Regions from separate parts of the Homo sapiens genome. Here region 1 is linked to region 2. Evidence: chromatin loops called from intact Hi-C (ENCODE). Cell type or tissue: heart right ventricle. All regions are shown on one strand. Links, peaks and the distances in the headings refer to the core of each region. The heading gives the core; the rest is flanking DNA. Region 1 holds the start of LOC124902518 (a long non-coding RNA gene). Region 2 holds the start of BTBD16 (BTB domain containing 16).

Region 1 (15,639 bases), core at 1,265-9,264, 110 kb after region 2:
GGGCACCATGGCTCACATCTGTAATCCCAGCACTTGGGGTGGCCGAGGTGGGAGGATTGCTTGAGCCCAGGAGTTCAAGACCAGCCTGGGCAACATAGTGAGACCTTGTCTCTACAAAAAAATAAACAAAATTAGGTGGGTGTGGTGGTGCATAACTGTGGTCCCAGCTACTCAGGAGGCTGATGTGCTTGAGTCCAGCAAGTTGAGGCTGCAGTGAGCCATGATCGTGCCACTGCACTCCAGCCTGGGTGACAGAGCGAGACCCTGTCTCCAAAAAAAAGAACCAGGAGAGAAACAAATAGAATGTGGGCACCATTACAGTCGATACAACTAAAACCCATGTATGATTAGTTTGTGTAAATTATTTATGGAAGAGTCTCTCAGACCCTCATTGAAGACCTTTCCATGCTGACTTTACAAACAATTTAAAACAAAGCTGGTGATCTAGTAACTCGGCCTACAGAAAATGTAAAGCTGAAGAAAATAAGGAGGGAGAATGATAAAAGGGCTGTGCTATGGACTGAATGCTTGCGCCTCCCTCCCAAATTCATGTGTTGAAGCCCTAATCCCTAGTGGGATGGTATTTGGAGGTGGGGCTTTTGGGAGGTAATTAGAATTAGATTACATCATAAGGGTCCCCTCAAGATGAGATTATACCCGTATAAAAAGAGAAAAAGACACGAGACCCCCCCCACACACACACTTCTTCTCTGCTGTGTGAGGCAAGAAAGTGGCCATCTACAAGCCAGGAGGAGAGCCTTCATCAGGAACCCAACCATGCTAGCACCCTGCTCTCAGACTTCCAGCCTCCAGAACTGGAAGAAATCACTGTTTTCTATTTAAGCCATCCAGGGAACCCCACTACTCCTAAGCACGACCCTAATGAGACCCTGAACTCAAACAGCCCCTGGGGGCCTGTCTGTTAGACCACAGTCCACATATTCTAGGGGCCCGAAGGCAGGCTAAGCCCGCTTAGACAGGCTCCACTGCAAACCTTCCTACTGACGTCCCCAAAGACACCCTAGAAACCTGGATAAATCAAGGAATGCATCCATCATTTCTAAAAAGCAGTTCAACGTTTATTAATGCACCTATTATGTGCCTGGCCTATAAGTGGAAACCAGCTTATTCTCACATTACTTTGTGACACCTACCAGAAAGATCAGCAAACCTGACAAATCCCTGTAGCCAAAAGATAAACTGAAGCTATGTAGTGCAGCCTCTTCAGTCCCACAGAGGTTCAACGGACGGAGCCATGGTCAGAAACTGCAAGTAGTTTGAGACCCCTCTGACACCCCAAGAAAAACAAAGGTGAGTGGCTCCACCTTTGCCTCTGGCCTCAGGGAGTCTCCAGTTGCCATAGCAGCAAGACTCTCCAAACACCACCAATGGACCCCGAGCTGCTAATTAGCCCGAGCACATACACTCAGGAAAGTAGGTCAGATCACAGAGAAACCCATCTGGAGGAGCTAAGAATGTAAACACAGATGGAGAACAGGGCTCCTCCAAGCCCTGGGTCTTCACCACCACCCACTATACCATGGTGGCGAGCAGAGGGAGGCTGGACAAAACCCCAGCGACTTCTCTTCAGGGAGCCAAGCTTGAGACCAGCTCTGGGCTGTCTCTGAGAGTGTTATCTTGTTACTCCACCTGAGGCCCCAGGCATCCAGCCCCGTGTCACACAACTCTGCACCCAGCAGTGCCTGAACGCCCGAGCCCTGCACTGAGCTAGGCATGCTCACTGCCTTGCCGAAAATTCGAAGAGCTGGGAAGCTGTGTGGCCTGAATGCAGCACCCACATGTCAACAGGAGCAGGGACATGTGAGCAGGGACAGAACCTGGGCTCAGGCGAGAATGGTGCGGTGCCGGGCTTTCTCCACCCAGGTGTCACAGTCCCAGGATGGATGCTCTTTCCATGTGTCCCCAAAGGACACACTGCCGCATCACTCAGTCTTGTTCCAAAAGTCGTCCACTGCCTTTGCAAAAAAGTCCCAATCCGACCTCCTGGCTTTGATCCAGCATTGGAGCACGGCCAGGTCCTCACCGTGGCCTCACTGCTGAGGAGCTGCCCCCTCCTCAACTTCTGCATCTCTCTCAATTCCTCCAGAAAATCACATCCCAGCTCCCCCAGCTCCCTGGAGGGGTCTGCTCCCTGCCAGCCCCCAGACTTCTTTCTTCCCATCCCCTCGGCTGCCTGCATATTGATGCCTTGGCGCTTTCTTGCCTTGTTAAGAGTCTCAGGTGTGTCTGTGTCTGGTGTCTCCACTCTCCAGCCATGCAGGGTGCCCCAAGCACAGCCAGAGCCCCATAAACACATGCCGCACGAGACCTCAGAGGATGGGGAGAAGGTCCTGGCAAAACTCTGTCTTATGATGAATAGAGAAAAGGCAGAAGATGGTTGTGTTCGTTTATTTGCAGCGGTACAGATATTCTGTTAACCTCTTACATGCCAACATTAAATCTCACCTGCTCACCTCTGGGAGTCTAAGTGGTTTCTTGGGCTTAAGTACAAGCTTCGGTGAAGCCCCATCTTTTCCAGAAGGTTCTCTTGTTCTCTCCTTGCAAAGGGCTGATCTATTTACGGCATCTCTTTCTACCACCTTCACCATATTTACACCTGGAACCTTTCAAAGTTCTTCACAAGCAAGGACAGCTCTACAGGTGACTCTTCAGCAGGAAAAACCCTGTTGATTCAGTTATGACAGAGGTGGAAGACTGGGAATTTTACTATTAGACCCAGGGAGGTAACCCAAATGTCCTAGAAAAGAAGTCAGTAAACACAGATGAGACTGACTTTTGTTTTTTGGGTTTTCTTTTTTGTTTTTGTTTTTTTTTTTGAGATGGAGTCTCGCTCTCGCTCTGTGGCCCAGGCTGGAGTGCAGTGGCACGATCTCAGCTCACTGCAACCTCTGCCTCCTGGGTTCAAGCAATTCTCCTCCCTCAGCCTCCCGAGTAGCTGGGACCACAGGTGCACGCCACCACGCCCAGCTAATTTTTGTATTTTTTAGTAGAGATGGGGTTTCACCATGCTGCCCAGGCTGGTCTTGAACTCCCAGCCTCAAGTGATCCGCCTGCCTTGGCCTCCCAAAGTGCTGGAATTACAAGTGTGAGCCACCTGTAATCTCACAGCCAGTCGAGACTCACTTTTATTTTCAAATTAAGAATTCAGAATATATTTGTAATCTTTGATACCTATAGGAGGGAAGGAGGGAAGGAGGGAGGAAGGCCAGTCCCCAAAATCTCAGGGCTATACAAAAGTTGTTAGCATTAAGAATTCTCATCACATATGAAAAAAAAAATCAGTAACACACATACCACGTTCGAAAAGACTGAATATGATCCTCAAAATCTTTCTTTCTTTACCACATAAATTCAGCTTTCTTTTTTTTTTAAACACACCATTGCTGGCTTGATATTTCAGCTCTTTTGAGACGGAAATGGTAGGAGACGCTCATGAGGTAGCTTTTGAGAGAATATACTCTACCTAATGTCAAAAAGGATTTAAGCCCACAATTCAAGAGAACAAAGAAAATACAGGAAGAAAAGGTGGCTAAAAGCCAGAGGGAGTGAGGTAAGCGTGGAAGTGCTGACCTAAGCCCTTGCTGGAGTGGGGTACAAGTCTGGCTCTAAGTTTCCCAACAGCCAAAGCAAAAAGGGCAACCACTATGATCAGTTACATGATTCATAAAATCCGACAGGTTAAAAAAAAAAAAAATCCCATGGATGAGCAGCTTCTGTTGTGACTTTCTGAACACGCATTCTCCCACAAGCCCTTCACCAGGTGACTGTATGTATATGGTGGCTGATGCCTTCAACAATATCCTCCCACCAATACAATATTCTTCCATATAGCTATGTCAGCAAGCACGGCAGGGGCTCCTCAGCTCTCCTGGCAATCAACAAAATCCTAAAACTACAAAGTTCCCAGGGATGCATTTCTAGTTCCCCCATCCTGCACTAAGGGTCCCCACCGCTCAAGTTTCCATGGTAACAAGGTTACATAAGAGAACACAAAGGGCAGCATTAGGACAATGTCATCAACAAAGCAACCATGTATAGACTTGATCCTCCCTCGTATGCTCCTCCTGTCTTCACAAGTCTATTTTACTGTATTTTATTTGAGACAGGGTCTCACTCTGTCACCCAGGCTGGAGAGCGATGGCACAATCTCATCTCACTGCAGCCTCGACCTCCTGGGCTCAAGTGATCCTCCCGCCTTAGTCTCCTGATTAGCTGGGACCACAGACGTGTGCCACCATGCCTAGCTAATTTTTTCTATTTTTTGTAGAGATGTGGTCTCACTATGTTGCCTAAGCTGGTCTCGAACTCCTGGGCTCAAGTGATCCTCCCAAAGTGCTGGGACTACAGACGTGAGACACTGTGCCCAGTCATGTCCTCACAAGTCTAGTCTTTGGCAGTCTCTTGCTGATTGAAGGAGCAAATATACAGTGCCAAAAACCAGAAAGCAAAACTGCAAACCTGGAAGAAGGAGGAGGATGTCATGGAGTCAATTAAAGTGACACCAGAGAATTGCTCAAAACCTACCCCAAAGCTGTAAGAAAGGGCAGCTGGCACAGTCAGACCTGTGAGCAACTGAAGAAGAGAAACTCAGCCAGGATGAGGACAGAAGGTGGCTTCAAAGAGAGAACGTGAAGATGAAAGAACTGAGAGAAGCCCTCAGAACTGTTTATGAAAGAGTGACCCTGTTGGCCAGGCATGGTGGCTCATGCCTGTAATCCCAGCACTTTGGGAGGCCAAGATGGGCGGATCACAAGGTCAGGAGATCGAGACCATCCTGGCTAACACGGTGAAACCTCGTCTCTACTAAAAATACAAAAAAATTAGCCGGGCATGGTGGCGAGTGCCTGTTGTCCCAGTTACTCGGGAGGCAGAGACAGGAGAATGGTGTGAACCCGGGAAGCGGAGCTTGCAGTGAGCCGAAGTCACGCCACTGCACTCCAGCCTGTGTGACAGAGCAAGACTCTGTCTCAAAAAAAAAAAAAAGTCTACATTTTGTTAAATCTAAAATAAAATCATTTTCATAATTTTTCATTTCTTTTCAGAGTGAAGTCTTAAAAACGTTTTTTGCACCATTGGCCAGGCACGGTGGCTCACACCTGTAATCCCAGGACTTTGGGAGGCCGAGGCAGGCGGATCACAAGGTCAGGAGATCAAGACCATCCTGGCTAACACGGTGAAACCTCGTCTCTACTAAAAATACAAAAAATTAGCCGGGCGTGGTGGCGGGCGCCTGTAGTCCCAGCTACTCGCGAGGCTGAGGCAGGAGAATGGTGTGAGCCCGGGAGGCGGAGATTGCAGTGAGCCAAGATTGCGCCACTGCACTCCAGCCTGGGCGACAGAGTGAGACTCAGTCTCAAAAAAAAAAAAAAAAAAAAAATTTTCCCACTATTAACCATAAAACTTTGATTTATTAAGTGGACTCATTTTAAGTGGCCTTTCTCAGATAACAATTTCCTTCGGATAACCCAGATGTCCTTCCTGTAACTACCTTTATAAACTGTGTTTAAGATCATAGGTGAAAATCGAGAGGGTGGCCCACAGCAGACACGTGGCCAAATAAAATCTCAGTCTCCAAAGTTCAGGCTCCTACTTATAAATAAAGCCCAGTTCCATTCTAAACCTGGGAAGAAAGAGCCAACACCCTCACCTAAGCCAGGTGACTGTATCTGTCTAGGATCAAAAACATAACCAATGTTATCCATCTTTCTTCTCCGGAAACTATTTCCAAGAAGAACAGAAAATTCAGTAAGCACCACAAAAACGTTCTGGTTCTTGTTTAAAGAGGTTTGATGTCGCATTTGCTTTGAATGTTGATGTGTTAATCCACGGAGTTCCTCTAAGGTTTAAAGTCACTGGTTCTAGAGGCTACTTTGTACTAGGAATAAAAGGCCTTTTAAGGAAAACATTTGGGTGTAAACAGAGATGGCGTCTCCCAGCTGCCAAAATCAACAGCAAAGCTGGTTTCTGAGGCCGGACTGGAGAGGCAGGTTGAGAAGGGCGGATCTGCGCCTCTGTGGTGGGAGGGGCTCCCCTCAGTGGCCCGGTGGTGGAGATGCTTCCGAGACGAAAGCACAGAAAGCAAATGCAGAACTTCCCTGCCTCTCCGTCCTTCCCTCATTTTGAACAGAGACAGCAGCTACCTGTGACTGCCCTGGGGTGAATGTGCAGCATCTGGGGTAAATTTCTTCCCACGCCTGCCCGCAGCAGTCGAGACAGAAGCTGGCACAGGGCTGCCCTTCTTGTGAGCCAGGCAGCAAAAACCAGGCGCTGAGGCTCAGAACTGCTGACTCAAGCCTCCATGAAGGAACAGAAATCCAGAAAGCCGGGCCAGAAATAGCATCCGTGAGCATCTATTGATAGCATAAAGTCCGTGGGCAGAGTAAGTGAATGAGCGTGTCAGCGTGGGTGGGTGCGCGCCTGCATGCGTGTTTGCAAGTCCTAAAAATATTTCCCTCTTTCCATAACCAGCCGAGAGGCCCTGTCTGTATAATTCCCTCTACACCCTGCCTAACTGTGGCCAGCTGCAATTAATATACAATTGTGTCTGAGGATAAGAGATTAGTTTTCCTAAATTCTCAGATCTTCAGCAGTTGATGTGTACATGGGAAGAAAATCTTCCCGTGACAACAGACTGACCAAATTCCTGCTTCATCTTTGCTGAGCTTAAGGAATCGTTGTGAGAGAGAGCTGGACACAGGCATGACAAGGTTTCCTAACAGCCTGCAGAGGCTATTAGGCATCAGTTTGGCAAAAACTAAATGCATGGCATATTTACATATTTTTCTGCGTATCTTTAAACTATTACTCCAGGAAGACATGAAGGATTGCTACTTTGCATAAGCATTTCCCCTGTGCAGTGACTGCCTGCCTCGGAATCTACCTGTGCCTACGATCTTAAGACCAGTTTATACACACACCCATGCCCCAGTATGGGACGGCTCCTTTGTCCGAGCAGCAGCAAGTTTGGCTCCAAGAGGGAGCCTGGCCCGGCATCAGGCCCTTGGAAGCCCTCAATAACTATGAGCATATGAATGGAGAAATGGGTAGACAGAGCTGTACTTGCGGACACAGACGAGAAAGGCAGACATCCAAACTGTTTCCAGCTGAGGCCAGGGCTGAAGGCAACTCAAGGAGGTCCTCCCTAGGACGAGCCCTTCCAGGGCTGCAAAGAGACCCCAGGTACCACATGCAGAGCCCAGAGCCGGTCCCCAGTCTCCCTGACCTCAACAATCTCCCTAGTGGCAGATCTTGTTTATTTTTGTGATTGGGGGCCCGGAGGGAGGAAGACAGGTTGGTTGCTCAGCAGTAAGGTTTGAATTAAACTCTCTTCCTCAGACACCTAAGTCAAAAAGATGAATAGAAAGCAAGGGACATTTTTCACTCACTGGCATCCTTAAGCTGACCCTGAGAAGTTATTAGTCCTCTGTGCTTCCGTTTTCTCATCTGTGCAATGAAAATAATAACAGTTCCTCTTCCATAACATCGAGGGTGCAAGGTTTAAATGAGATAATATGTGAAAAAGCCCGAGGCACTGCAGTGCAAGGCATACAGCAAGTGCTCAATACATGTTTAGCTGTGGCTGCTGCTGTGGCTGTTTTGTGAAAAAACAAGAAATCACTTTGGCCTGAGGAGGACTTGGTGTCCCTGCTTCACTGCCTCTCACAACACCTCTGGGACTCGAAACCCGAGGTCTGCAATCAGGCAGCAGAGTTAGAAGCTGGAAGGCTTCCTGGAGGAGTCCACAGATATGAGATGACCCAACCCAAATGGTTCCCACCACAGCTTTGGCCTCAGAGCTTGGGGCCTCGGCCAGTGTTCTGACTTTGCTGGGCTTCAGTTGTCCCATCTATAAAATGGGCACAACAAAAATATCTCCCTGACAGGACTGTTATGCACATTAAGTGAGATGAAATACATATCGGGCCAGGCGCTATGGCTTATGCCTATAATCCCAGCACTTTGGGAGGCGAGAGGATCACCTGATGTCAGGAGTTTGAGACCAGCCAGGCCAACATGGTGAAACTCTGTCTTTACTAAAAATACAAAACTTAGCCGGGCGTGGTGACCTATGCCTGTAATCCCATCTACTCAAGATGCTGAGGCAGGACAATTGCCTGAACCTGGGAGGCGGAGGCTGCAGTGAGCCGAGATCACACCACTGCACTGCAGCCTGGGAGACAGAGCAAGTGAGACTCCGTCTCAAAAAAAAAAGAAAGAAAGAAATATATATCAAAAGCATTGCTCTCAGTGCCTGGTACATAGAAAGTACTCAGTAAAGGCCAGATGTTATCACAAGAGGAAGAAAACTAGAGCCACTCTGTGATGCTCCAGGGAGAACCTGAAACCTAATCCCAGTCAGAGCCTATTATGTTGCTCTCCACCCTTTTCTCCACAAGGTCCCAGTTCCCACCCTGAGTCCTGCCAAACAGTGCTGCAACAGTCAGCGTTCTGGCCACAGAGAGTGAGGATGCAGGATGGCTCGGCCCATTTCCCCAACTACGTCAGTCTGGACAGATGTCTCAGGCTGTGTTGGCAGAGGCACTGCTGGTACCACGTGCCAACCTCGGGACAAGCTGCCTCCTCTTGGAAATGAAGCAGGGACGATGCACCAGGGAATCATGTCATCAAGTCAGCCGTGTCAACACGCGTTTATGGAATGGAATGGAATAGAGTATCACTGCAGCCCACCAAGTAAGGGAAGGTCCGTGCCAATCGTGGACACATATGGGGTTAGTACATGTGTACTGGCCACAATGTTAAGCTTCTCCCTGTGGTTTGAGCAGAGCCGCTCTGGCCAGACTGCAGGTCCTCCGACCTGGGAGACTTCCCCCTTTCATTTGTGTTTGCTTATTTCTTTTTGTTGTTGTTGTTGGATCTTCCATCCCTCTTTAAGAAATCATTCTGATTTTATTCATTGGCTTTCAGCTCCATTATCTAAACCCAAGAAAGGCAGGCAGGACCCTGTAATTCTTTCTGCAAAGCCAGGAAATGATGCTCAGCAAGACGGTATTTAGACAGAGATGGGAGCAGGGACACCAAGGTGGGGCACAAGGTGGGCAAGTCATCCTCAAAGAGCCACCATCCTTTGCCTCTTAGCCCAGGAGAACACTCCAAGGTCTCCATGTTTGGTGGAGCCACATGGGGAATTATACCCTTCTGGCCCTGGGCCCCAGCCTTGGGCAGTAAGGGGAGGAAATGCTGGTGCCAAGCCCCAGGCCCTGGGCAACTTCTCCCAGCGAGCCCCTGCCCAGAGTCACAGTCCAGCCTGGGAGTAGTCACCTCCGCAGTGTCACCCTCAGACATACTGTGGCCCACGTTGCAGGGTCACCACTGTATCCCAGCACCTGCCTTCAGCCTTGCACAGAGCAAATGCTCAATCAACGTTGGTGAATGGATGAATGCAAGGCACAAAGACAGACCCAGGTCCCCTCCATCCCCACGGCCACTGCTTTAGTTCAGGCCACCACTGTCTCCCACTTGGACCACAGGAACAACTTCCACATGGCCCTCTGACCTCTGGCCTCTCCTCCACCCACCCTCCTCCTCGCCACCAGAGATATTTCCCCAAACTAAATTCCATCCTGACTCTCCCCTGCTTGAAAAGAGAAGACATGTTTCTTTGCACTTCTTTGGCACCAGCAAACTCCCCAGTCTGGCTGCAGGCCCCTCTAAATCTGAGGACCATGGCCACCTTGGCTGCTCACCCTGCTGCTCTGTCTGAGACCGCCGTACCTCCCTCTAGTCCCTCCAGTTCCTCTCTGACCTGCTGCCTGAATCTGCTGGGCCTCGCCACACCCCAAGCTTTGGCACATTTGGTTCCTCTTCCCTGAAGCACTTTTGCCCTTCTTTACCCTCAGCAAACACCTAGCCATGCTGCAAAACTCAGTGGTGATGCCGCCTCCTCTGGGAAGCCTTCCCAACTTCTCCAGGCAGAGTCAGGTGCTCCCTTCTCTTGAGTCTTTTGTTCTCAGCTCTATTGGAGAGTTTATCAGGTTGTACTATGTTAAGTTTATCATGTTGTATTTTTCTGTTTCCAGAACAGCTGTCTCTGTCTGCCTCCTTTTCCCCATCACTGCTGGGAGTTGGAGTGGGGGGAATGTGAATTCAATGCCTCCTACTTGTCAAACACTGAGCTACATTCTTCATGTACATTTACTACTCACAATAACCCCCAAGAGGTGGGTACTACTAGCCCTATCTTAAAGATGGGTAAACCAAGGCTCAGAGTAGTCAAGTAACTCATGCCATGTCACACAGCTGGTAAATAGGCCTGTCTTTCCAACTTCATGCTCCTTCCCCTGCGCCACCTTCCGAATAGTCCGTGGCATAGAATCAACCGGGATGTATCTGCCGAGAGGCTGGCTGGCAGGATCAAAAAATGCAAACAAAGCAGAAGAAAGGACCCAGGAACGCTGCATGACTCCACCTAGACTCCAGCGCTCAGCAGGTCCTTCTCCTGACAGCGAAGTATTAAAGAAACTGGCTCATCAACACGGCGAGGCACTCGGGCATGGTGGGGTCCTGAGCCGCACATGCTCGTACCATATCCCATCCTACCCCACCTCCCTGGGCCCTGCCTCCCTTGGTTTGGGGGTCTATTTCTCCACCACCTTTGGGGCACTCTGTGACCAGCCGTCTCCTGGCCACCCCTCTTTCTGCACCTCCACTGGGTCTGAGGGCTGGAGAGCACGCATTTGGCTTGGAAGGAACGCAGCCTCCCGCAGGGCAAGCACCTAAAACCATCAAGTGGAAGCCGAGGGCCGTCCCTGGGCAGCCGTGCTCGGGGAGGAGGGTGGGCTCCTGGCCTCAGCTGCCCCTATTCAGGGCAAGAAGGGCCCCCACACTGCCCTGGAACCTTCCACCCACCAGTGCTGTGCTGAGCACGTCCAGCCACGCCCTCACAGATGCCTGCCCATATGTTCCTCCCTGAGCCCCATTTCAGGGCGGGATCCCCTTCCCAGCTGCTCTAGGGGCCGTGGGACTGCCGCCCAGATGGCGTCACAAGCTGAAGCTTTGCAGCTTCTCCCAGCTGTGCCCCCAGAGTAGGGCCAGGGAGCCCCGCTGCTGCCGGCTCTCCTTCCCCTCCCCTCCCAGAAGGAGGAAAAGAACTGCAGACCTGGGCCCACGGAACTGAGGGAGCCACCATCTAACTGACGCCCTCTGCTCCTGCTCCTCAGGCTGAAGCCAGCGGGACAGCCCAGCACCCACTCCGCGGCAGCTCACATTTCGGAGACTGAGCGGGAACCAGGGGACCCATCAATGCCTCCGCGCGTCTCACCGGCCGGTGACGTGGCTCAGCGTAGTTATGCTCAGTCTGCCCCGGACCCAGTGGGCCTCAGAGGCAAGAGAACAATGGAAACTTGACCTGCGTAACCAAGGAATGATGCCACGAGAGCCCAGTTTGGTCAGCGCAGAGTCTAATCCCCGGAGACCCTCAGCCCAACAACCCAGCCCCTTTCCCTAGTGAGGCAGAGAGGCTCATCTGCACCCCGCCTACAAGGCAAAGTGCCGCGCTGGGGAGCGGACTGGCGAACTGGCTCCAGAGCGAAGATGCATCATGTTTTCCAAAGGGCTGACTTCTCTAACTCGGGTGGAGGGAATGGGGAGGTTTCTGCCCTTCCCCTCCTGCGCAGGAAAAACTCTGGAGTCTTGGAGAAGTGTTGACAGAGGGAAGGGAGCAATTTGGGGCAGCTGCCCAGGGCGGGTGGGGCCGGGAGTGTGGGGGCACCTCACAGGAAAGCCTGAAGAGCCAACGCCACAGCCGCCACAGTCTGCAGCTCAGGGTAGCATTTCTCAAGGGGTGTCTCCTGGGCCTCCTGCCCAGCACCGGGGATCCGGCTTCCTCCTCCCTGCAAGAAGCTCAGCTGCTTCTCCCATCCCGTTTCTCCCGCGTCTATCCAGACAGCCCTTGGCCAGGTTTCCAAGTCACCAATTCCTAGGGGACAGCTGTCCGCAGCAGGGAGTGAGAGGCCAACTCTGAACAGAGATGATGCTTGCGTGGGCTCACACCCACACCCACTCAGCTCATGTCCAACACACCAGGCTCTTTGCCACAAGCTCTCAGAGGTCAGCTGTGGCTGCCTTGGTGAGGTGAGGGCTTTCAGCTTGTATTCCTGGAAATTCTTATTATCAGACCCCTCGCCTGGCTTCAGCCTCGTACAGCTCTCCAAAGAGCTGACAGCTCTGGAAAAGTCAGGGTGACCTGCTGACCCCACAAAGCCTCAGGAGGGCTACGATGGAGGGGAAAGGAAGGCCCATCAGAAGCGTGGTGACTGCAGCAATGGTCTCCCTCCCAGGCAGGGATAGGAGGCAGAGACTTGAAGCTCTCTCTCCTTCCCAGAACCTCACTTTTCTCCCTCTCAAAGTCACATCTGTTCTCCCCAAGGCCTACGGCCTAATGATTACCAATGAGAGTGGGGGGAGGGGAGTGTGAAAACTCCTGGAGAAAAGCCATTTGCACTGGAAACGTGGGATTGTGTCATCGTTTCCACAGCAGCCGCAAGAAGCAGGAAGAGGCAGCAGGAAGTCACCCAGCATGTTTGCAAGAACAGAGCATCTGTCAATTCTGTAATAAGATGTGCCCTGGGCTTTCTTTGTCAATACACCAGGTCTCACTGCCTCGCTGCTCCCCTCCAAACCCAAAGAGAGAAGACAAAGCCACAGATATGGCGGGCACTGCAGCTGCCTGCGCATAACACCCAGAAGGCACGCTGGCTCCAACAGGCGATGCCTGGCTGGTGGCAGGAACCCATGGAAGACGTATTTCCAAAATCAAGAGTCCATCCAGGACCTCAAATTCTGGCCCAGGGCTGGGCATGGTGGCTCACGCCTGTAATCCCAGCACTTTGGGAGGCTGAGGCGGTCGGATCACCTGAGGTCAGGAGTTCGAGACCAGCCTGGTCGACATGGTGAAACCCCATCTCTACTAAAAATACAAAAATTAGCCAGGCATGGTGGCGGGTGCCTATAATCCCAGCTACTAGGGAGGCTGAGGCAGGAGAACTGCTTAAACCCGGGAGGCGGAAGTTGCAGTGAGAAGAGATCACGCCATTGCACTCCAGCCTGGGCTATGAGAGCGAAACTCTGCCTAAAAAAAAAAAAAAAAAAAAAAAATTCTGGCTCAGCCTGGGTGAATAACGACTTCCATTTCAGTGAAATCAAATGTTCAACCTTACATTTTCGAAACTTGCTTTGAAAACCTCCAGGAACTCATCCAAAGGGAAAAAACACGGTTGATTGGATCCCTGGATCCAGGCCATGGCCGCATGGTTGAAAGCAGCTGTGGAGAGAGTCGAGGTGGAGAGTGCACTGAAGGTGATGGAACCACAGCTGTCAGGGAGCCCCAGGAAATGGGGGCCTCAATCCTAAAACCACTCCTGTCTTGGCAGGCAGCTGGCCAGGTCTTTAACAATGCAGATCCGATCGTATCACTGTACTGCCTGGGGGCTTCTGGACACTCTTAAAAGAAAGCCCAAGGAGCCCATGACCAAAGCTGCTACAATTGGAGCAATGAAATAACGTAGTATTGGGTTATAACCCAAAGAATAAAATGAATATCCAGGAGTCCATGCAGATATAAATACATGATTGAATCAATTAATAAATGAAGGAGAACAGAAAAATCTCCTGTGCAGAAAAACTCTAAATAATTTCTGTAGATGTTCCACCCTAACAGAGGAGGAGCACAACTCTCCACCCCTTAAATGTGCACACAGTGACTTCCTTCCACAGACGACAGTACTGAAATGGGGGAAAAAAAGGAACTTGGCGGGGCGCAGTGGCTCATGCCTGTAATCCCAGCACTGTGAGAGGTCAAGGCGGACGGGTCACTTGAGGTCAGGAGTTTGAGACCAGCCTGGCCAACATGGTGAAACCTTGACTCCACTAAAAATACAAAAATTAGCCAGGCGTAGTGGCGGGAGCCTGTAATCCCAGCTACTCAGGAGGTTGAGGCAGGAGAATCGCTTGAGCTTCTGGGGTGGAGGTTGCAGTGAGTGGAGATGGCACCACTGCACTCCAGCCTGGGTGACAGAGTGAGACTCTGTCTCAAAAAAAAAAAGTAACTTTACAGTGGAGACAGTCAACAAACATGACCTCAGCCAAGCAACTGAGGTCAATGTCAGCAGTGATATGTCATGTCGATGGTATGTACCCTTGATAGGATGTGATGAAAATGACACTTGATCTCTGTTCTTCCTCCCAGAACCCACAGGCCCAGTCCAATCATGAGAAAAGCATCAGACAAATTCCAATAGTGGGGCATCCTACTAAATACCCAACCAGAACTCCTTAGAACTGTCAAGGTCATCAGAAACAAGACAAGTCTAAGAAGAAACAGCCACAGCCAAGAGGCACCTACAGAAACAAAATGGAAATGTGGTTTCCTGGATGGGATCCTGGAACAGAAAAAGGACATTAGGGAAAAACTAAGAAAACGTGAATCAACTATTGTATTAGTTCATTTTCTGTTGCTTATAGCAGAATACCTGAAACTAGATAACTTATAAAGAAAAGTAGTTGTTTTCTTACAGTTATGGAGTCTGAGAAGTCAAAGGTCAAGGGGCAGCATCTGGTGAGGGCCTTCTTGCTGGTGGGGACTCTGCAGAGTACAGAGGTGGTTCAGGGTATCCTATAACGAGGGGGCTGAGTAAGCTAGCTCGGGTCTTTCTTCCTCTTCTTATAAAGCCACCAGTCCCACTCCCATGATATCCCAGCAATCCATTAATTCATGAATGGATTAACCCATTCATGAGTGCAGAGCCACATAACCCAATCACCTCTTAAAGGCCTCACCTCTCAATACTGCCAGATTGGGGGTTAAGTTTCAGCATGAATTTTGGAGGCAACAAATACTCAAACCACAGCAACTATAGACTTTAGTTATTATAATAAAGATGTATCAATATATTGATAACTTTTTTTTTTTGAGATGGACCTCAGGGTCCATGCACATGCTGTTTCTCCCCAACAATATCTATTCTCTTCTGTATCTTCAGCAACCTCCGGCCCAGCCCACACATAAACCCACTCAGCCTAAGCTCTCAGTCGATTCCCTGGGAAGCCATCCTCAGCTACCCAGACTAAGTGAGGTTGTGGGTCGCATCCATCCAGGGTGCTGCACTTCTCCCCTAGTAACTCATTGCTCCATGTCTATCTGCCAGCACTGGATGCTCCTTGAGGGCAGGACGGTGCCTGTCTTCCAGACCTCTGTGTCCTGTCCCTAGCACAGTGATTGGCCCAGAGTAATCCCAAGTTCATGTTGCTGAATGGCTCAGATGTGTAAATGAATGAGATTCAGAAGCAACCCACACAGAGTGGGCTCCAGGGCTAAAGGTGAGATCACCCAGTGTGCCTTCTATGACAGGTTGAGAGCCGTGAGCCCATCTGACCTCAGGAAAGAAAGACATAGAGCAAATGGGTACCACTTGTGTCTGCTGGTGCCAGGAGGCACCAGAGATGCTCTCTGACCCTAACACTGCATCAGCAAAAGGTCTGAAGGTTGAAATTTTTATTTTAGATTTCATCAAAAATCTACTCTAGCCCTTGGATAAGTTCTTTTAAAAAAAATGAGGTATAACTTACATACCAAAAAATAGTAAAATTCACTCTTTTTAAGTA
Region 2 (15,639 bases), core at 4,826-12,825:
CCAGTGGCTCTAGAGAGGGAAGATTTGGCTACTCGCTGAAGAAAGATTGAGCAGGCAGTTCTTCTGTGCCAGGTGCTGTCCCAGGAGTACAGTCCATGCTCACTTTGATTTGGCTGTGAGCTCACAAGACTGATGCTGCCAGCCTAAGGATGGTAACGGCATCAAGCCAGGTCCATGGCACCAGGGAAATGAGGTGTACCTTCTGCAATAGGGTTGCTACAAATTACATGTTTGTTTCCTCCAAACCTCGTGTAGAAATTTGATCCCCAATGTTGGAGGTGGGGCCTAATGGGAGGCATTTTGGTCATAAGGGCAGATCCCTCATGAATAGATTAATACCATCCCTCAGGGGTGGGTTCTTACTCTCTTAGTTCCCACAAGAGCCGGTTGTCAACAAGAGCCTGGGACCTCCCCTCTCTCCTCTCTCTTGCTTCCTCGCTTGCCATGTGATCTCTGCACACTCGGCTCCTCTTTGCCTTCCACCATGAGTACAAGCAGACTGAGGCCCTCACCAGAAGCTGAGCAGATGCTGGCGCCATGCTTCTTGTACAGCCTGCAGAACCTTGAGCCAAATAAACCTTTTTTCTTTATAAATTTCTGATCCTTAGGTATTTCCTTATAGCAACACAAACAGACTAAGGCAAGGGTCCAGCTCTGTGTTTCCAGGAGAGGCAAGAGAGAACTCATCACATGGAGAAGTGGGTCTAGCCTACTGCTCGGAATGCCATGAGATTGAGAGAGGATCAATTCATTGGGTGAAAATGGACATTTACAAGCTGTCTAAACACTGAGCCAGGACTAACTAAGTTTTGTTTGTCAAAAAATCAGTTGGTCCCTGGATAATAAACTCAGAATCCTGTTTGGGTTCAAAGTTCCCACTGGGAAGAAAAATTGTAAAAAAAAAAAAAAAAAAATTCAATCTTTCTCTGCACTTTTGTAACCACCCACATTCTCAGAGGTAGTAGTCACTTATGACCCTGTCCATGCCTGAGAGCTGGCTCCAGAGGGAGCCTTCCTTGCAGATGTGCCCTTGACAGCCACTGCAGCCAATCAGAGTGGCCCGGTCATCAGGCACCTCCCCTCCCAGGAATAATGGGCCATTCCCTCCCACAAACCTTTGAGTCTCCATACCTGTCTGGGTTCCTCAAAGCTTCCTCAAAGTCTATGCTCAGAGCCTTGCACATCTGGGAAAGTGAGAGCAGGTCCCCAGAGAAAGGCTGTTTGGGCAAACGCCACCGGTTGGTTGAGCCAGTGACCCGGCGTTCCAGCCGAGCTTTGTGCTGCTTGGTAATCAAAGAAAGAGAAGACATCTTTTTTTCTAACTTCACATAAATGCCAGATTTTCCAAATTGTATAGCAAGAAGGAAATCAAGACAAATTTTACAGTGCTGGTTAATTTTTGAACATGGCTAATATTTCTCACAAGACAACTCAAGGCAAAGACACTGTATTCCATAGACCAAGGATCTCAAGCTACAAAGTAATTTGGAATTTAGGATCTAGGACAAGAGGTGTCAGAGGGTAAGAGGTCAAGGAGAAAGACTGTTTTTTGCAGGTAGCTCTCTGAAGAATCCACAGGCAGGGATAGTATTAGGCTTTAAGTACTGTCCTTTGAGTACGTATCCTAACTTGTCATACAAAGAGATATTAAACTGTGGAGATCTTGGGCAAGGAATTTTTTTAATGGTGGTAAAATATACAAAACATAAAATTGTATCTATTTTACAGTGTACAATTTGGTGGCATTTAGAACATTTACAACGTTATGCAACCAATACCACTACCTAATTCCAGAACATTTTCATTATCCCCAAAAGAAATTCCATACCCATTAAATTGTCACTCCCTGTTCCCATGTCCCCAGCCCGGGACAACCACTAACCTGCTTTCTCAGATTAGCCCCTATGTTCTGACTTTATGTTTTCACCTGTTCTGGGTATTGCATACAAGTGGAATCACACAATATGTGGCCTTTTGTGGATGGCATCTTTCACATAACATAATGTTTTCAAGGTTCATCCATGTATTGGTACTTCATTCTTTTAAGGCTGAATAATATTCCACTGTGTAAATATTCCACATTTTGCTTATTCCTTCATCAGTTGATGGACACTTGGGTTTTTTATACCTTTTGGCTATTGTGAAGAGTGCTGTGAATATTCATGGGCAAGTTTTTTTTTGAACACCTGTCTTTTTATTCTTTTGGTTATATGCCCAGGAGCAGAACTGCTCAGTCTTAGACATTTTCTTGAGGCTCCAGGGGAAATTCAGCAATTTACATAAAAAAGAAGGACGATACCCAGCATGGATGTAAACCTTAGACTGAAGGCTCAAAGCAACCTAGCAAGGAAAAAAGCACGAGGAGGGACCCACAGGAATGGATGTCATTGATCCCAAGCCACCCAGGGCACCAATGGAGAGGTGACGAGACCATGGGCCACGGACTAGAGCATATGAGTTCAAATTTTACTTTCTAGTTGTGTGACCTTGAGCAAGTTACTTAACATTCTGAGGCTCTCAGTTCTCATGTGTAAAATGGAAATAATGGGTGGTGGTGGTGACGGTAATGGTTATCGTGACAACGACAGTGAGGATGGCGATGGTGGGGATTGTGGGGATATCATCTTGTTTCCAATGCTGTAAAAAGTATAAAGTAGGATAAAGTTTGGGAAATATGCCTTAGTATAGTGCCTAGAAGATGGTGGGTGATTAAAAACTGTGGAATCTGAGTCTAGATGTAGTCCGGCTGTCACGTAAAACGTCAAAGTAAAACATCGTCAGCTCAGACCACAAGCCTGCTCTCTGCCCTCTGGACGGTGCTGCCTGGACGCGCTCTTTCCAGCCGAGTCAGCCAATAATGCTTGAGGTCCTCGGTGGTGCAGAACCCAGCCCCTTGTGGAAATTTGTCAAAATGACCATAAGCAAATGCTTCTTCTCATCACCTACCTTCTTGAGAAACTGATCTACTCACCGTGTTCGACATTATCATGAATGAAAGTGGAAATTACGCAGGAGAGAAAAGACAAGCAACCTAGAAGACAAAAGAGGTAAAGGTGACATTTTCCATACTTTTCAAAATATTATGGAGGAGATTGGCCTAAAGAATCTATACTTTGCCACAGGAACAATAATGAATAAGCCTCGAATGTGGGTTATTTATCAATCAAGAGAATATCTTGTTGTTGCTGGGGTTTTTTGTTTGGTTTTGTTTTTTGTTTTTTTTGTAAGCAGGTGAATAGAGAGATCTCTGCTATTGTTCTGGGAAAGTGGCTCAGATAAAGCAAAACAGAAGATAATCCTTTGCCAAAGTGAGGAAGACCAAAAGATAGCTATAAGTAGGCTGATCACATAATTGATCATTCAGACGAGGAGACTAAAGGGATGATATTAATAATTAGGCCTGGACAATGGCTGTAGGCCAGGGCTGCCCTGGAGCTCTGTAGACTGATGGTCACCCTAGCTTACAGGGTCATGAAAGAGGAAGAGTGCAAGGACTTTCCAGTTATCTCTGAACATTATCAGGGCTGTTGGGTTACAAGCAACAGAAACCCATTTGATTATGGGGTTGCGGGGAGGTTAAGATTGATTGGAAGGATGGTGATGAGAGGAGGGTCTCATAGACTCAAAAGGAAACTGGAGAACTCTCCGGGAAAGAACAGGAAGCAGCTGCAGGGACCTGGGTGGCACGCACCAGGAGTTGGTGGCTGTTGTTGTCAGGCGCTGCCTCCAGCATGAGTCGGCTCTCCCACAGTCCATCTATGCAGGGTTCTTTTCAATCCAGATTCTCAGCAAGAGGCCCCAACTGGCCTGGCTTAGCTCAGGGGCCCACTCTTTGGCCCCTGAGGGCAGACACCTTGACTAATTCTCCCAACAAGAACGTGCACTGGGGACTGGGTAGTTCCCCAGAGCAACATCAGAGAAGAGGAGAAGTGGGTGAGCTGGTGAAACCAGCAGAAGCCACGGCACTTGATGACCAAGAACCTCAGCTGACCTCCCTTTGCTCCCCAAACAGCACTTCACCTGCATCACAGCCATGGCTATGTTCATCCATTCACCAACAAGCATCTCCTGTGCAGTCGCCATATGGAGAGAGGCGTTAGCCGTTTCTGAGAGACAGCAGTGAGCAAAATGCACACGATCCTTGCCTCATAGAATTTCCATTCCACTTGGGCAGACAGGTTTTTCTTTGCCTTTTAATTGCCTTAATTGGACTTTTTAATTGCAAAAGTATTAATAATATATGCTTGTTGTAACTAGTGAACCAATACAATGACAGGAAAGAAAAATTTAACATAGCTGCATAATATCACTTTTTCTTTTTTTGAGACAGGGTCTTGCTCTGTTGCCCAGGCTGGAGTGCAGTGGTGTGATAAAGGCTCACTGCAGCCTCAATCTTCTGGGCTCAAGTGATCCTCCCACTTCAGCCTCCCCAGTAGCTGGGACTACAGGTGTCCGCTACCACACCTGGCTAATTTTTTAATTTTTCTAGAGCCAGGGTTGCCCAGACTGATCTATATTGCCCAGACTGGTCTTGAACTCCTGATATCAAGCAATCCTCCTGCCTTGGCCTCCCAAAGTGCCAGGATTATGGGCATGAGACACTGTTTCTGGCCGCATAATATTTCATACAGTGAATGCATCATTATTTATTAAAATATTCCTCTGCCAAGTCATTGAGGTTATTTCCTATATTTTATTCCCATAATAAAAACAATGGGAACAATATGCATACACATTATTATGGCAGTTTGTGTACATGTGTGTATACATATATCTATACATGTTACCTATATCTGCATCTGTATATATATGTATGTATGTGTGTATATATATATATATATATATATATCTTTGTGTTGCTGTTTTTATTTCTATGAAATAGTCTTCCAAGTGGTATAGTTATGTCAGAGATCTGTATCTTCAATTGAAATAGTTAATACCAATTCACTTGCCCCAAAATTGCAGCAATTAACATTCCTATCACCAATTTATAAGTGTTGTCATTTTTTTCACAACATCTTTAGTACTAGGTAGTATCATCGTATTTATTTTTGCCAAGCTGGTGAGTGTCAGATGGTTTCAGATTCTTACTTTAATTTGAACTTTCCTGGCTACCAGTGGGGTTGAGCATTCTTTTATCTATTTATTGGCTGTTTAATTTTTCTTTTCTGAAAACTGCCTAATCATAGGTTTTCCGCAATTTTCTACTGGGTTACTGTAGTCTCACTAGCATTTTTTAAGGAGCCCTCTATGTACTGGGGACACTAACATTTTGTCTGCCATACATGCTGCAGAAGTGTATCATTTGTCTTTTGACTTTGTTTATGGTAAACAAATTGTTTCATTAGTATGAAAATATGTCCTGTGTGTGTGTGTGTGTGTGTGTGTGTGTATTTCCTTTGCCAGTCTCTAATTTGAAAACATATCTGGGGCCAGGCCCAGTGGCTCATGCCTGTAATCCCAGCACTTTGGGAGGCCAAGGCAGGTGGATCACCTGAGGTCAGGAGTTCAAGACCAGCCTAACCAATATGATGAAACCTTGTCTCTACTAAAAATACAAAATTAGCTGGGTGTGGTGGCGCATGCCTGTAATCCCAGCTACTTGGGAGGCTGAGGCAGGACAGTCACTTGAACTCTGGAGGTGGAGGTTGCAGTGAGCCAAACTCTCACCATTGCACTCCAGCCTGGGAAACAAGAGCGAAACTCTGTCTCGAGGGGAAAGAAAAAAGAAAAAGAAACGTGTCTGGGTACAAACATGGCCCTGGTGTTTGTACCCAGCTGCTGGTGTCTTCATCTGCAATTGCATCCATGTATGCATGTGTGTTAAGAGCATCTTTGGCTGTTCAACCAGCTTTCAGAGGTGCACTTGAGTTTACAGCAATGTGTGTTTTCCTTGATGGCTGAGTTTCCACCTTGCGTGAGGCTTCTCCCACCTCAGGTAACACATACATGCTTTTCTGATCCCTTTACCTCACAGGAGCCAGGATGATGAACTCCTCAGCTTAAAGCCCTTCACCAGCTTCCCACTGCCCTAGACATAGACCCCCAAATCCTCAACGTGGCCTTAAGGAATCTGAGAAGAGAGAAGAGGGTTCCATTCTAAAGCAGACCTGGTCAGCACAGAATAAACCCCACACGGGACTCGCTATGCCCACAGAGCACCGCTTCAGTTACAGAGAGAGGGAGGCTGGGGTTTGCACTCAGCTACCCAAAGCTCCTGCTTTCTTAGATCAATATCTAAGAACTTTTTTAGCTGATCTTGAAATCCAGAGACATCTCAATGGCCTGGAAATGTGTTCTTTTTTCATCCCACCAGGCAATCTGCCCCTTCGTGTGTTTTGAGAGCCTGTGCCAAGGTCCCTGTGGGCGGGCAGGAGCTACCTACAATGGTCTCTCAGCTCCCAGACCCCTCCTGATTCCCTAAACTCCCTCCCTGCCAAGTAGACCAGAGGCACCCAAGTCTAACACTGGGTCTAGACAGGTGCTAAGACAGCACCTGTCACTAGGACACATTTCTTGGTCTCTGAAGTGGCTGAAAAATACCCATTGTACTTACCGTTCCAAAGCCCTTTTGCCCACCACAGGCGTGTTTACAGGGGAAGTGTGCTGAGTGGAGGAACTCCCATCACACTGGCCTCTGAGTTACAGGAGAGCTGGGGGCGCCTTCTGAGCCTGAAGCCTGGAAGCGCTCATCACATCTGGGGCTCCCCCTTTTCTTCTTATGGGCCAAGGTGCTTTGACAGGGGGAGCTTGCCTTGGTTTCCTGGGTGGTTGTGAGCACCACGGCAACGGCAGGGAAGCTTCCAAGCACTTCCTGTTCCAGGGCCAGGTTTCAACTCAGGCTCGGGCTGTGTCCAAGGCCCTGGCTGATGGGGAGAAGCTGTGAGTGATGGCATCTCAGAGACCAGTGTGGGTGCCATGTGCCTCCATTCCTGTTCCTCACAGCACCTGGGGCAACCCAGGGCACAGCCTCAGTGAGAACCAACCCCCAAATCTTCAGGCTTCATCTGTCAAAGGAGAAGATTAGACTAGAAGCTTCTCAGATGCCTCCCAGCTCTGGCATTCTGGGGTGCTCTATTTCTAGCATTTTCTATCTGTGTTTTGACAAACATATTTCAATAAAAATTGAGCATTCCGCATTATTAAAAGCTATGCCTAATGAAGTACTTTGCTGATGATGATTTTTAATGCTGCTCTCTCTGGGAGCTAAGGACTGCCTAAAAGTCAAGGACAAGACCAAGAGCCTTCAAGCTGGCATCCAGAGTGGAAATGTTTGGGATTTGTTTGTTTTGTTTTGCTTTTTTTTTTTCTCTGAGATGGAGTCTCACTCTATCGCCCAGGCTGGAGTGCAGTGGTGTGATCTTGACTCACTGCAACCTCCGCCTCCTAGGTTCACCGGGTTCAAGCAATTCTTGTGCCTCAGCCTCCTGAATAGCTGGGATCACAGGTGCCCGCCACCACACCGGCCTAATTTTTGTATTTTTAGTAGAGACAGGGTTTCACCATATTAGCCAGGCTGGTCTCGAACTCCTGACCTCAGGTGATCTGCCCACCTCGGCCTCCCAAAGTGCTGAGATTACAGGTGTGAGCCACCGCACCTGGCCCTAAGTGCAATCTTACAGTGTCCTCAGCGACGTGGCCTGTGAAGCCCATGACCCAAACTAGGGGATGGGGAGGTGGAGGCCATGTGGGTCAGAGTCACATGGGTCACCACGGGTCCATCAAAGGCCTGGACCACCACCCCAGGGATCACAGAAATCCCTAGTTACAGTAATAGGAACCAGGAGGCAGTACAGCTTTTAAGACCCAAGGCCAGCCTCTCCTAGGCCACATACATCCTAAAGTAAAACGGGAAAGTAGCTGCGCTGCCTCCTGTGGCTGTGATCTAGAAACTACGAAACACTCTATAAATGGGAGGTACCCCTGAATTTGTCTCCCGCCTCAGCCCTCAAATCCTGTGATTCTACTCCTCCCAACACCATATTCTGCTTTGCACAGAAGCCGATCGCTGTGGAATGTTCTGTGAGTGGCTTACCCATCTCTGCATCCCCAGAGCCCAGCAACCAAACTTGGACTTTAGAAAGTGCTCAATAAACATCTCTGGAATTGGGTAATTGGATGTCCTAGTCCATAACCACCACTCTGCCTGTGTACCTGCTTGAGTGCCACATGCATAAGTGTGCACATGTGATTATGTATGCATAGGTGTGTGTGTCTGCTTCTGTGTTTGAGTACGAACATGGCCCTGGTGTTTGTACCCACCTATGTCCTCATTTGCAATTGCATCCATGTATGCACGTGTGTTAAGAGCATCTTTGGCTGTTCTAGTAGCTTCCAGAGGTGCACTTCAGCTTAGAGCGATGTCTCTTGGTTGTGCCTTGGATTTTGGGTTTGAGAGTGAGACGACAGGGTTTCATGGTAGTATACAACTGATCCCAGCAACTGCCACCGGGTTGGAGAAGCAGCTGATTGTCAGGCTTTTGGTGTTTAGTAGCAGCAGCAGCAGCTGGTGCTGCAGACAGGATTTGAGGTGGGGCCCAAAGGAGTCCACTGGTGCTCACCTCTCAGCCTAGCTCTTCTGGAGATCAGGAGGTAGGGAGGGACGTGCACAATGAGAGAACCAGTGGGAGAAGAATGTAGGCGACAAGGGGCTGAAGACACTGGCATGTCTTAGACAGGGGGGTTAGGAACCCAGTTCAGGGTCTGCCCACCATCCCTAGACGCTCAGGGGCAGCATGAGACCGGAAGCAGGCCTCTAACAACTGTTGCAGGGGCCTCAGGAGCCAGAGGCCGAGGCTGCATTCCTGAGCCAGGTGTGGGCCCTCTCTCATGCTTGAAAAACAAACACTTGTTGTTAATTTATTTTCCTTTTACAAACGCAATGCATTTACAGGCACAAATTCAGAGGCAAAAATTCTTAACAATAAAAATCATTTGGATTCCACAGCCGAATTCAGCACCATTAATAGTACATTGACATTTTGTATGTATACACACATTTTTGAAAATGCGGTCCTACTGTACTCTTTAACATGAGTTGTTCACTAAGTGTTAGACGCTTTCTCCTGCATTTTTGTACATGACTGTTAATGGCGACACTGTGCTTTTTTTTTGAGACGAAGTCTCGCTCTTGTCCCCCAAGCTGGAGTGCAGTGGCGCAATCTCGGCTCAATGCAACCTCCGCCTCCCGGGTTCAAATGATTCTCCTGCCTCAGCCTCCCCAGTAGCTGGGATTACAGGCGCCTGCCACAACACCTGGCTAATTTTTGTATTTTTAGTAGAGACAGTTTCACCATGGATGCTGTGCCTCTTGATGCAGAGGCAGATGGGGATTAGGGTAACCAGCCCCTTCTGCTGGACATGCGGCAGCTGGAGGTGCAGCCCACCCATCAGGCTGAGCTCCCCTCCGGGGCAGTGACAGAGGCTCATCCAGGCACCCACGCATGGCTGTGCACACACAGCTGCTGTGCACCTTCTCTCTTCCCCGACCATCATGTTGCTCTCCACTCCCCCTCGAGTCTGGTCCATGGCTTCCCTCCTAGCCCGGTGCCAAGAACATGGGGGCGGAGAGGGGCTGAGCAGAAGTCTGTGTACAAATGGACAGATTTCCTCTCTCTACGCTGCTCCTTCCCCTCCACCCCAAAGTTTTCCCTGCTAACTGTCCCTGGAATGTGGGACCCCATGTAAGATTTCAATTAACAAGTTTGAAAGACATTATTACCCTGGACCAGCTTGACATCCCACCTGCTCCACCATGGGCCAACCTAGGGATGCCCTCCAGGTATCACTTCTAGAGTGCAGCTGAGAGCGGGCCCCCTCTAGTGGCCACTCTGGGGAAGCGTCCCAGGATGCCACGCTCCCATCAGCCCCTAGGCAGAACCCTGGCCTTGGCTGAATCCATCGCTTTCTGCAGGGTCTAGTTCAAGGATCCGGGGCCTTCAGCTCACCCCCAGAACTCTCAACACATACATCCCCCACAGATCTCCCAGGAGCTGAGCTACTGTCCAAAGTCAAAGGCAGCAAATACAAATAAATGGAAATAGCTTTCAGCATGTTTCCCTGAGAGCCCTTTCCTGATGGTGTCAGTAACTGAGCCCCTTGGGCCCAGCCCATGAAGCAGCCAACAAGCTGGAAATCTGAAGAGCAAAGGTCATCAGTGACTCAGACATCAAATGTCGCTGAGCACTGCCCTTAGCTGGAAATACCTTATGCCAAAATCTCCTGTGTCACAGTTCCAGGGGGATTATGAAGGGATATCCATCTTCTTCTTGCACACTCAGGGATGGGGAGCTCATTACCTTGCCAGAGAGCCCATTTCAGCCCACTCCATCCAGTCACCCATATGGGGAGGTGGTGGAGTACACTGAAAAGAACACCCAATTCTGACCTGGTTCTGACTGGCTATAGCTGTGTGACCCTGGACACATCCTTAACCTCTATTGATGAAAAAAGAAAATCCGGAGCCTCAGTTGGCCTGGAAGATTGGACAGTCTGTGCCTGAGAGCCCCAGTGCACCCAGCCAGGGTCCAGGCTGCTGCTGGGAGTGCTGCATCCAGACCAGCCCCTGGCGGAGGCCTTGCATGAGCCAGCAGACAGACAGGGGCTTCCAGGAGGAAGCAAAGGGTCCTGCCCTGGAACTGAGTCCTATATGGCAACACAGCTGATCTCAGTGATAAGAAAGGAGAACACAGTCAGGCACGGTGACTCATGCCTGTAATCCCAGCACTTTGGGAGGCTGAGGTGGGCAGATCACCTGAGGTCGGGAGTTCGAGACCAGCCTGATCAACATGGAGAAACCCCGTCTCTACTAAAAATACAAAATTAGCCAGGTGTGGTGGCGCCTGCCTGTAATCCCAGCTGCTCAGGAGGCTGAGGCAGGAGAATCGCTTGAACCCAGGAGGCGGAGGTTACAACGAGCTGAAATCATGCCATTGCACTCCAGCCTGGGCAACAAGAGTGAAACTCCATCTCAAAAAAAAAAAGAAGAAAGAAAGAAAGAAAGAGAGAGACAGAAAGAGAAAGAGAAGGAAAAGAAAAGAACAGAACAGAATAAGACCGGGCACGGTGGCTCACACCTGTAATCCCAGCACTTTGGGAGGCCGAGGCAGGTGGATTGCATGAGGTCAAGAGTTCAAGACCAGCCTGGTCAACACGGTGAAACCCCATCTCTACTAAAAATACAAAAATTAGCCAGGCATGGTGATGTGTGCCTGTAATCCCGGCTACTCGGAGACTGAGGCAGGAGAATCACTTGAACCCAGGAGGCAGAGGTTGCAGTGAGCCGAGATCACGCCATTGTACTCCGGCCTGGGTGACAGAGCCAGACTCCATCTCAAAAAAAAGAAAGAACAAGATTGGGTCAGAACTGGCCATGAACTTGCTGTGGAACCTCAAGGAAGTCCTCTCTTTGGCTCTGGCTTCCTATTTTCTCATCTGCAAAAAAAGTTCAGATAAAACAACTCCTCCGCTCCATCTACTGTTGATCCTCTTTTCCAAGATGTTCTGGAGTGTGGTGATGCCAATGCCGCTAGCCCAGGGCTGCCTCATTCACTCCTTTAGACAAGGTCTGAGTGTCAAGATTGTATTGGGTGCTGGAGATAAAATGGGGACAAAGAGAAGGAAGTGCACTACCTTCACAGCCTCTGATGTTATTTGCTTAAAATTGTTCTTTAATACTGGACTTACATTTTTACATAACATTTTTGTTATGATGTTCTTAAATTTATTTTATCAATGAAGTAAAGTATTTGGTATGCTGGTTTATTTGGAATATACATTAAAATAACTACATAACTTAAAAAAAGTCATACATGAGCTGCCCCTGAAAATCACCTTCCGTGCCTGGGCACCTTACTTTTGGAGGTTTAACGTCTGCGTTGTAAGGCTCACAGTGTATTTAAGTCAGTGAGCTGCAGGAATTCGTAGGAGAGGCAGTCGACCGCATTAACCTGCTTTTTCATTCTGAGGCTTTGACATCTGGGGCCTTGCTCACCCTGGAGGGACTGCCCCTCCCAGGGCTAGCTATTAATAATTCCTAGAGATAGTAAAGGACTCCTACAAGCATGCCTTTCATATACAAACCAATTAAACTAGAGCCTATTCCCCAACCACCTCCCTTATCAAGCTGTCAAACTCAGGGTCACTATCCACTTGCCCTAATCACCCAGGGCCAAGTACTACCAGATGAGAGACAATCCCTATATCCCAGAGCCCACTGAAATTATTCAAACTCACCAATTCTAAACCTGATTACACTGCTTCACTCATTTCTTCCCATGGGATCCACAATAAAGGCTCTTGCCCATGTTTTCCCCTCACCCTTTCTGCCTCCTAACCCTACTGCTTCCCTGTGTGCCCTGTGCCCAGTGGTGGGGGTATGCCCCCTCCTCTTGGGAATTGTAACAAACTATCTTTTCAAAGGCAATTATCTCCTTATCTATTGGCCTCGCCATATCTCAATCATAACAAAATAATAATAAAACCTACATTTGTAAACACTTACCCAGGCCCAAGGCTTCAAGGAGGACTCCCTGGAGGAAGTGACATAACAGAAGAGAAGTTAGCTGAGAGACAAAATGATGGGGATAAGGGTGAGTGTCTCAGGCAGACAGAACAGCGTGTGCTAGGCTGGAGTGGAGAAATAAGGAGCCACTGAAGGAATGGCCCATGCAGTCTGATTGCAGTATAGGGTGAGAACGGAGGAAGGAGGAAGGAGGAAGGAAGGGGAGAAGCGGCTCGATATCCCAGGGCTCATAGAGGCCAAGGAGTGTGAGTTTTATCTAGTCCTATCTCTTTTGATCTCCAAGTTGCTTTTTCAAATAAACCCAAAAGACAGTCCGTGAACTCTCCAGATTCTGCCATTGAGAGTCCGGCCCTGAGAGCGCCGAAGCCCTGCCCGGCTGGTCACCACCAACCTGGGGAGGTACCACTGGTCCACTGACCACCCAAGGGAAACAAACAAGATGAGGAAGAAGAAGTCCACTCCAACGCATCTAACAATGTACACCCTAGGTGAGCCCCCCTGCCGCTTCCATCCATTGAACAAGAAGGATGCTTTCTACAGTCCATAAATGCAATAGAGGAGTCAAGTCCAGACTTGAAGGCAGCACCACCAACTAGACTAAAGAATGGACGTAAGGACCCACCACATGTGCTCGGTAGCATCCTCACCCCTGTACCTCATCTCCCCACCACCTTCCTTGTAAAGAAAACACTTCTCCAGGGATTGTAAAGGATGTGGGCCTTTCTGTCAAGACCTGGGATGGAATCCTGGCTGCCTTGTTTCCTGATTGACCTGAGCAAGTCTTCTAACTTCTCTGAGCCTGTTTCCTCCTTGTAAAATAAAAATAGTTTTCATTCACCAGATCATTTCAAAGCTAAAAAGAGATAGCACTAACTTGAGTGAGTCATTGTGGGTACTCAAATGTTAATATCTTTCCTCCTTCCAACAATCCCTGTGCATACACACACTTTGACCCTGCCCATATGCATCTCCACCCTGCTTTAATTTTTTCTAGTGAGAATATTGTGGAAAACAAAGAGGCTTTGCTCAGGATCTGGGCAAGATGGCAGAATAGGAAGCTCCCGATCTTGTTCCCCAACAGGGAAATTAACTTGACAATACACAGCTCAAAAAGCCTTTTGAGACCCCAGAAATCATTTAAGAAGCTGTTGTACCCCCATGCAAGCTCAAAGCAAAGAATAACCACATTGAAACAGGCAAGAAAAACCATTTCATATAAAAACGAGATAGCCCTTCCCCACAGCCAGCACAACTTGGTGCAATCAGGAGCAAAAATGTCATGACTTCTTCATTGGGAAAGAAAAAGAAGAATGGAATGTACACTCAACATTTCAGCTTTTTGGCATGATGCCCACAGGACTAGTTTCTGTCTCATCTTACTTGGAGCAATTATGAGGAACTGGCATATTTTGGATGCCTGGGGGTCACTGAGAGCAAAAGAGAGCTCAGTGTCTTGTTGCAGTCCCAGAGAACCTGCAGCACTACCAACAGACATTAGAAGGAACAAGAGCCTACAAGCTCCTAAAAAGAAACCAGCAAGCCTTTCTATTTGGGAAGTTATACACACAAGCCCAGAGAAGACACACCCTCAGAAAATGTTTGTGAGGTCCCCAGAATCACTGGCTGAACTGACTGGTGAAAGTTTTTCCCTGTAGGATGCTAGTCTATAAAGACTGGGAAGAGTGACTGCTGTGACTGTTTTTCAAATGAACAAATCACAGCAAAAAATAAAATAAAACAAAAACCCACGGCACATGAAACAGGAAAACATAATCCAATCAAAGAAATAAAGTAAATCTGCAAAAACTGCCCCTAAAAAATAGAGATCTATGAGTTACCTGACAAGGAAATAAATATAATCATCTTAAAGAAGCTCAATGTGCTACAAGAGAACAAAAAGAGACAACTGAACAAAATCACAAAAATGATGTATGAACAAAACGAAAATAACAAAGAAATAGAAACTTAAAAAGAACCAAAATAAAATTCTGGAACTGAAGAATACAATAACTGAAAAAAAAAAAAATCACTACAGGGATTCAATAGCATACTTGATCAAGCAAAAATAAGAATCAGGGGAACTTGAAGAGATGTTATTTGAAATTATCAAGTCAGACGGGGAAAAAAAAGAAGCAATGGAGAAAAGTAAAGAAAATCTAAGAGACCCGTGTACCCCATCAAGCAGACCAATATACATATTATGAGAGCTTCAGAAAGAGAAGAGAGAAAAGGGCAGAGAGCTTATCTGAAGAAATAGTAACTGAAAACTTCACAAATCTGAGGAAGAAAACAGACATCCACATTCAAGAAGCTTACAGGATTCCAACTAGGCTAAACCCAAGAGGCTCACACAAAGATATATCAAAATCGAACTGTTACAAGTAAAAGACAAAGAAAGAATCATGAAACAGCCAAAAAAAAAAAAAGTAATTCATAATGTAAGAGAGCAACTATAAGATTATCCACAGATTTCTCAGCAGAAACATTATAGGCTAGAAGGTAGTGGAATGATATATTCAAAGTGCCGAAAGAAGAAAACTGCCAACCAAGAATACTACATCTGACAAAACTTGTTTTTTTCAAAAATGAAGGTAAAATAAAGACCTTCCTAGATAAACAAAAACTGAAGAAGTTCATCACTACTAGACTTGTCTTATAAGAATTGCTAAGGAGAGTTTTCAAGTTAAAATGAAAAAACAATAGATAACATGAAAACAAACAAAAATATAAAGCTCTCTAGTAAAACTAAATACATATACAAATTCAGAATCCTGTAATACTGTAATTGTTGTGTAAATCACTTAATTCTTGTATCAAATTTAGAAGATAAAAGCATAAAAATAATCATAACTATAAAACTATGTTATGTTGGGCATGGTGACTCATGCCAGTAATCCCAGCACTTTGGGAGGCTGAGGCAGGAGGATTGCTTGAGCCCAGGAGTTTGAGATCAGCCTGAGCAACATAGTGAGGTTTCATCTCTGTAAAAAACAAACAAAATTAGCCAGGCATGATGGCATGCACCTGTGGTCCCAGCTACTCAGGAGGCTGATGAGAGAAGATCACTTGAGCCCCAGAGGTTGAGGCTGTAGTGAGGCAAGATCGTGCCACTGCAT

The links. A loop is a pair of places that touch in the nucleus more often than their neighbours do. Peaks named below come from ENCODE experiments on the same cell type or tissue, not always from the same donor. Only the 100,000 strongest peaks of a DNase experiment are listed, where the experiment ranks them.
Region 1: it touches region 2 in a loop (2.5-fold over the local background); 29 of 110 quality-filtered maps call a loop at or near these places.

Annotation. Positions count from the first base shown.
Region 1 is chr10:122,145,593-122,161,231 of GRCh38, reverse strand. All of the region lies in intron 7 of TACC2 (transforming acidic coiled-coil containing protein 2), which reads right to left. LOC124902518 (a long non-coding RNA gene) reads left to right here and starts at 5,049. Exons shown (of 2, transcript XR_007062323.1): 1 at 5,049-8,712; 2 at 14,225-14,928. RefSeq lists enhancers at 5,884-6,178, 5,657-6,628. In heart right ventricle, for the core only: a CTCF peak has its summit at 6,050; DNase peaks (open chromatin) are centred at 6,327 and 8,531; H3K4me3 peaks cover 504 bases; H3K27ac peaks cover 4,150 bases.
Region 2 is chr10:122,262,432-122,278,070 of GRCh38, reverse strand. It overlaps BTBD16 (BTB domain containing 16), which reads right to left and starts at 6,775. Exons shown (of 16, transcript NM_144587.5): 1 at 6,557-6,775; 2 at 2,972-3,031; 3 at 1,132-1,280. The coding sequence starts at 2,989. RefSeq lists an enhancer at 9,380-9,881. In heart right ventricle, for the core only: a CTCF peak has its summit at 9,819 (motif pointing left); a DNase peak (open chromatin) is centred at 9,826; H3K27ac peaks cover 1,528 bases.